Linked DNA regions of Homo sapiens: region 2 is linked to region 1. The links are chromatin contacts, found by Hi-C or POLR2A ChIA-PET in ENCODE. All regions are on one chromosome and are shown on one strand. Each heading gives the region's core, a stretch centred on a gene start or an enhancer-like site at or near the end of the contact. The rest is flanking DNA. Distances are from core to core; before and after follow the strand shown. Region 1 overlaps SLC1A2 (solute carrier family 1 member 2). Region 2 has its middle 60 kb from the start of CD44-DT.

The links. A loop is a pair of places that touch in the nucleus more often than their neighbours do. ChIA-PET counts read pairs that join two places held with the same protein, here RNA polymerase II (POLR2A). Pooled maps may share reads with other maps.
Region 2: a loop to region 1 is called in a map of B cell, with 2.2 times the contacts of the local background. The contact joins two enhancer-like sites. A Hi-C loop is called at or near these places in 1 of 168 maps with a recorded cell type or tissue (B cell) and 10 of 50 pooled maps. POLR2A ChIA-PET finds 5 or more read pairs at or near these places in 3 of 52 experiments (CD4-positive, alpha-beta memory T cell, WTC11 and activated T-cell).

Annotation. Positions count from the first base shown.
Region 1 is chr11:35,336,172-35,339,573 of GRCh38, reverse strand. All of the region lies in intron 1 of SLC1A2 (solute carrier family 1 member 2), which reads left to right. Among named protein-coding and RNA genes, the nearest start is that of SLC1A2-AS1, 56 kb to the right of the region's middle. Within about 2 kb of position 1,838, at least 10 of the 41 ENCODE cell types and tissues checked have a DNase peak (open chromatin) inside an H3K27ac peak, as active enhancers do.
Region 2 is chr11:35,076,106-35,079,507 of GRCh38, reverse strand. No RefSeq gene overlaps it. Among named protein-coding and RNA genes, the nearest start is that of CD44-DT, 60 kb to the left of the region's middle. RefSeq lists an enhancer at 1,365-1,414. Within about 2 kb of position 1,672, at least 12 of the 41 ENCODE cell types and tissues checked have a DNase peak (open chromatin) inside an H3K27ac peak, as active enhancers do.

The DNA of each region.
Region 1 (3,402 bases), core at 589-3,088:
CAGAGGGTCCTGTGAGTCACCAGGATCCCTATCTGAAACCCAGTCCTCATGATAAGGTCCTCCAGCTGGTAAAGGTGTAACATTGAGCCACACACTAACCAAACATCTCCCTGAGAGATTCTGTTTCCATACCCTGCACTGCATGTTTCCTTCTGGAGTCTGTCCCCTTCAAAGCAGAGTATAAGAAGATGCCCTGTGGAACGGATAGTTCCAGTTAGGTTTGATTTTATGAAATCTCTTCTTCAGCAAAATCTGTCCTGACTGACTCCTTGACACAGAAGGGCCCTGACCCACAATCTTGTTCACCGCATTGAGATTCCCTGATTCCATGTTTCTTGCTGAATGACTAAATATCCCAACAGAGGGAGGTCAAGTTTCTCCCCAGCAAAAATTTTTCCCAGTTAAATGGCAAGAATGAAGAGCTGACAAATGGCTATGACATCACTCTTTGTCATAACTTGCCCCAAATTACTGCATGAGAAGCCAGTACTCTACTGGGTCTTGCCATGGGACAGTCATAAGTAGAAAACAAGATGATCCCCCAAAGAATTGCCCTTTAGAGAGCAATTCAAAGACAGGAAAATCACCCGTTGGTTGTGTCCCTGCTTCTAGCCAGATCTTCTAGAGAGCTCTAGATGCTGACCCCTTCATCTTGAAAAGCTCAGTGGAGACCTGGGTCCTAGCCTCTGCCACTTACTGGTTATGTGATCTTGATCAGGTGTATCTTAGTGGGTAAAGTAATTGTGTCTATTTCAAAGGACTGTTTTGTTTTAGTTGCAAGTGAGGGAAGCCTACCTTAGTCTGACTTAAGTGAACTAGAGAATATATCAGCTTGTTAACCAAAGAGTCTAGAGATAACTTTAGGTGTATCTGGATCTAGGAGCTAAAATCTTATTATTAGGACTGATTCTCTTTCCATATCTCCTTGTCCTCAAACAAAGGCAGGTCATTCCCTTATAAGCTCCCGGCAGCTCTGGACACATCCTAGCAGCTAAGAAACCTCAGCAAAGAAGAGCTCCTCCTTCCCACTTTTTCTAGCCAAAGTCTTAGGACTATATCTCACTGGACCAACTTGGTCCACATGATCACCCACAAATCTATGTGGTTATGAGGATAGAGTATCCTGATTCACCAGTCCTGAGATGGGCATGGGTCAGTTCCATCCAAACCATAGGGACGGGAGTTAGAAGGGGAATTGCCCTGAGAAGTCGAGAGGATAGAACCAAAAGAGTAGCAAGCAGACACTAGGGAGGCAAAAAACAACAGATTTGTTATGTAGGGTCTAAAAGAAGGGGGTCAACAAGTGTTTTCTGTAAAGGGTCAGATAAATATTTTAGGGTTTCTGTTGCAATTACTCAACTCTGCTCTTGGAGTGCAAAAGTAACCGTAGACAATAGGTAAACAATAGGCTTCGCTGTGTTCTAATAAAACCTTGTTTATAAAAATGGGCTGTTGACTGGATTTGGCCCATGGCTGTAGTTTGCCAACTCCTGATCTATGCAGATACTACAATCTTCTTGTCCCACATATTCTAGAGACCTGAACAAATAAGATCTGGCACATGCAAAGCACTTAAGAAATGCTAGTTATTATTATATTGTTATTATTTATGCTATACTAAGGATAATAACAATGATAATGTTGATGGTAATTATAATACTAATTAGATAATGAGATATGATGAATTATGAGTCATAAGTCAGCAGTGTATTCCAGGACTGTTTCTAAACTGTTGGTGGAGCTTCCCCTCCACATACTCATAGAGCTGGAAGGCAGGGGAGAGGCATCCAACTCAAACATCTCATTTTATAGATGAGTCTTAGGCTCAGATAAGAGGCAGCACATGCACAAGTTCACACAGCAAGCTGGGGCAGTTTTGGAGTTTGCAGCTGTTTCTTCTGCAACCTTAAAGGACTCTACCCTATAGGTAGAGTCTGTTTACACCTACTGGTACACCCATGGTACACCTGTTATACCATGGTACATCTAGTACATTTGAACATGCAGGTGTAGTTAGATAGATATTCCTTGAGTTTTGGATCCATACTGAGTAGTGTGGTGATACTGTTGGTAATATTCCTGAACTGGTGGAAAGACCTGATTTGTGACTAGCATGTGTTATATGACTCATGAGAACTCCCTGCTGCTGAGATGACTCAGATGTCTGTTTTACACAAAGATTACCAAACACCTCTCGCCACGTTTGAAAACAATGAATAGTTACTCACTGCCTTTCTGACTACCCTCTTTGTCACTATTTCTATTCGCTTAGCATGCTGGCAGCCATTTAAACAGCTAGTCTTCTGTTTGGCTGGATGTTGGTAGGAGGAGTCTTCTTTAATCCCCCATCAACATGGATACAGAGAGGCCTGTGGGCACTTTTCTCTGTACTCAGTGTAGACCCATTCATAAAATTCTTCATGATTCTGGCAAAACCCTCCCTGGATTTTGGTTAACCAGCAGCTCTGCAGTAGTTTAGGAGGTGGATATTTTACAACCACAACTCTTTAGCTCTTTTTTTCCCCAAATTTATTTCCAACTTTCATCACTCAGGGTCATTTACATAAATCAATGCAAATAAATATTTTTCTTGAGTTAAAAAATGTTGTGGAATCTGCTGGTCCCAAGTACTACAGAGACCTCAGTACACTGAATGGAAAATTTGGGATTTGGTTTACTGTTCTAGGCCAAGGGTCAGAAAACATTTTTCTGTAAAGGGCTAAAGAGTAAATATTTTAGGCTTCATGGGCCATATGGAAAGCCATGAGTTGCTGACCCCGGCTGTGAGTGCTTGTAATTTATAAATATAAAATTGGAGGATGGAGTATTTGAATTGGCTGCCTAGTTACTTGAGCATAGTCCTACAAACTAAAGTCTTGGATTTGGGCCAATGTAGGTTTAGCTATGTGATTCTGATGCTTACTAGGTCATTTTAGGCACATTGGTGGCCTTAGTTCCTTGTCTATAAAATGAGGATAATAATAGCACTCTATCTGTTTGTTCCTTCCTCCTACTTGCTTATAGAATTGTTGTTGTGAGGATCAAACAAAGGAAACCACTTATCTCAGAGCTAGTATGTTCCATAAATGTTGAGAGTATAATCAATACTGTTATTAATATCAAAGCCCATTGGGTGAAAGCAAGTATTCAAGAGCAAACAATTAATGAGCTGATTGGGTCACCTTCAAAGGGTTCTAGATAGAGATCATCAAGAAACCTTTTTTCCTTCTCTTTTTAATTTTAATTTTAATTTTAGTTGTGGGGTACATGTGCAGGATGTGCAGGTTTGTTACATAGGTAAACCTGTGCCATAGCGGTTTGTTGCACTTATCAACCCATCACCTAAGTATTAAGCCCAGCATGCATTAGCTATTTTTCCTAATGCTCTACCCCCACCCACCC
Region 2 (3,402 bases), core at 423-2,922, 260 kb after region 1:
GGTTCCTCTGTCTGCTAATGCTGCACTATCTCATTCAAGCCATGTTAGACATGGTGCCAAGACAAATACGAGGCTTCTCCTAGGTGCTTTCAGCCTCCTCCAGGCCATGTGTGGGAAAGTATGTCACTTGCCCAATGTTCTTAGGTTCCTAATACCTTTCTAAATGCTTCTATAGCCCGCCCCCAACAAGGCTTGACCCCAAGGAAGAGTGGAGGCAAGACCCTAATATTTGAAGGTCACACTCTGCCTCTATTTCTTTCTCATTCACAATCTCTCTTGGGCAGGAAGGACTGAACTTAACCTTTTGTCCCCTTCCTTTCTGGTAAGAACTTTCCCCATAAAATTTATTTTCTTTTGTTAAAATGGCACCCATTCTGCCTGCTTCCTTGAAGCCATGATAGTGTGTCAGATGTGCTCTCAGGGAAGTGGCCAAGAAGGCAGAATTAGGAAAGCAAGAGGTTTCTTGGGTGTGTTAGTTCTGGCTGCTGTAACAAAGTATCACAGACTGGGTGGCTGAAACAACAGAAGTTTATTTTTCACAGTTCTGGAGGTGGAAGTCTAAGATCAGGGTGCCAACATGGTTGGGTTATGGTCAGGGCCCTCTTCTGGGTTGCAGATTCCAACTTCTCATTGTATCCTCCCATGGTGGAAAGAGTGAGAGAGCTCTCTGGGGTTCTTTTTTATAAAGGCACTGATCCCATTCACGAGGGCTGTACACTCATGACCTAATTGTCACCCAAAGTCCCCACCTGCTCATACCATCACCTTGGAGGTTAGGATTTCCACATATGAATTTTAGGGGACACAATCATTGAATCAATTGCATTGGGAAATGAAGACAAAATGGGGAGGAAACAGGATTGGACTGCATGAGCCTCAGAGCTCAGTGCAGACCTGACAAAGTTTTGGCTCACTTCATGGGCATTTCGAAAACAAATATTGCTCATTTGAGGAGCCCCATGTTGAAAGAAATGGCCAAGCCATAGCAACCCCTCTGTGCTCAGCCCTTCTCTGGGGGCTGCCCAAGAAGAGGATGGCCTGAGCTTCAAAGATGAGACAATGCTAAGGTGCAAACAGCTGGGGGCTGCAAACTAACTGCACTCCTTGCAGCTGAACAGCAAGTTCTTTCTCAGAGGGAGATCCTCATGGGTGCCTCCAATACTGTCACAGTGGTGGAAAGGTCACTAGAGAATGATTGGTAGGGAAGAATAATGAAAATCCCATCAGTTTAATGTTTTGTAAGTGTTTTTTACATATTGCCCAAGCTTCTAAAGTCATCACTGAGCATAATCTTTGCCCACATCCTCTTCACTGCAGGTGAGGTTTATCCACTGTGACCACAGCATACAGCAAGTTACACAGATTTGACTTCTCTTGAACCTTTCCCAAGAACATCTTCACAGAATATAGTGCTGGGGTGATGCCTGAAAACTGTGAGCGTGGTTCTCACAGAGTCTTCTGCTTTTTATCTCAGAGATTTCCATGAAACCCAAAAATCTCCATTTTAATTTAATGTTTGGAACCAGGAAGTGCCCAGCAGTTAATCTAAACCTGTTTTTACCACGACAGCATTCTGTGTACTGCCCGGGAAATGTCAATGGTTTGTTGATACCAAATTAATGATGCATATCTCTAGCAAAGAAATCTCCAGTGAGTCAGAAACCAATCGTCAAACTGTCCGTCCACCAGGTTTCCTTCCTGTGAGTCACTTTAAGAAGGTTGACTTCTTCTTTCTCTGTTTCCAGCCTTTCTCTGGTTTAATCAATGAGAGTTAAAGCCATATGATAATTCTTGGAAGTATTGACAGATGTGACTGGTCCTCCCTCCTGGACAAGCCTTGAAATGGAAGTGATAGAGAGGAGATAAAAGGAGGTGGGAAAGGAAGTATGTAGACAGAGGGAGAAACAAAAAGGACCAGAGGTCTAGAAATTTCTTACTGCCCCAGAAGTTAAAACATTGTTTTGTTAATCATAATTTATCACAAAGGTGGCCAGTTTCCGGGGAATTGTGTTGCCAGACAAAATGCGGGACTCTCACTGAAATTAGAATTTCAAATAATAAATAATTTTAGTATAATTATGTCCAATGCAATATTTCAGACAAACTTACATTAAATTTTTTTCTTTGTGTATCTGAAATTCAAATTTAACTAGGTGTTCTGTATTTTTATTTGCTAAATCTGACAACCATATCTGGGAGATATTTTAATTTCCATTGCATTCCTTTTGTTGATGAGTGTGATGAGCTACTATATTGAACAGGAAGTAGAGAGGATAGCGCCATCCTCTTATTGTCTAGCAGAAAGATCCAGGTTATTTGGACTTAATAGTTCCTTACTCCCGGGGCAGTCTCTGCCTTCCCAGCCCCACTCAGCACTGAGCATTTCAAACTGACCATTGGCTGAAACCCATCAGCCAATCATTGAAACTGGACTTGCTGTCCTTGCTTTGGAATTGTCTATATCTATTATAAGGTGCGCTTGGATTTCACAAGCCTAATGAGCCTCATTCTTGCCTTAATCCTCCCCATGTTTGTCCAATCAATAGGAGAGATCTTTTGCTTTGGTTTCTGCCTACACCTGGGGTCTTGGACTCTAGACTATTCAGATACGGTCTTGACATCCTGCCTAAACCTTGCCATTTCCTTCTTTTCAGTGGTTTCCCTCAGTCCATGATAAACATATCACTTGGAAACACAATACTGCCTCCAAGCCTCACCATCTTCTAGGACAGAGGTTGCCAAACATTTTCTGCAAAGGGCTAGATAGAGTATATTTTTGGCTTTGCAAACCCTGCAGTATCTGTCACAACTCCTCAATTCTGTCATTGTAACATGTGAACAGACATGTGCTTCTGTACAGCATTATTTATCAACAAGTAAAGCTGTGACAGGTCACGGGCTATGTTTGGCCCAAAGGCCAAAGTTTGTTAACCTCTGTTCTAGAAGAGCCTGGGATCTTGCCTTTCTTGCCAAAAAGTTTCCACTTAGTTATAGATGCTGGCCTATTAGCTCAAGGAGCCACGTATTGTTTACTTAATGTGATGCTGATGGCCTCTCTATGACTCCATCAGAGACCAGTCCTATTTTACAGCCTTGGCACCCTCATCTTGGGCTTGGCAGTTCCAAGCTTTCTTCTCTTCCCTCTACCAGCTTCTGAGGTCCCTGCATGACTTGCTGATGAGCACACTCAATAAGCCAACTTCTACTTGTTTCCACACTATAGCTAGGATCCACTACCCCCTTTATTTCCACAAATGCTACCTTACTTTGAGACTTAGTTGCCAATGCTTTGGACTGACTCTGTCTCATCTTTGTACTTCTACCTGAGAAATCTTCAACTGCTCATCACTGCTGATATGATTTCCTTTGCATAATAAGTCCATGAAACTACCCACCAGTGCT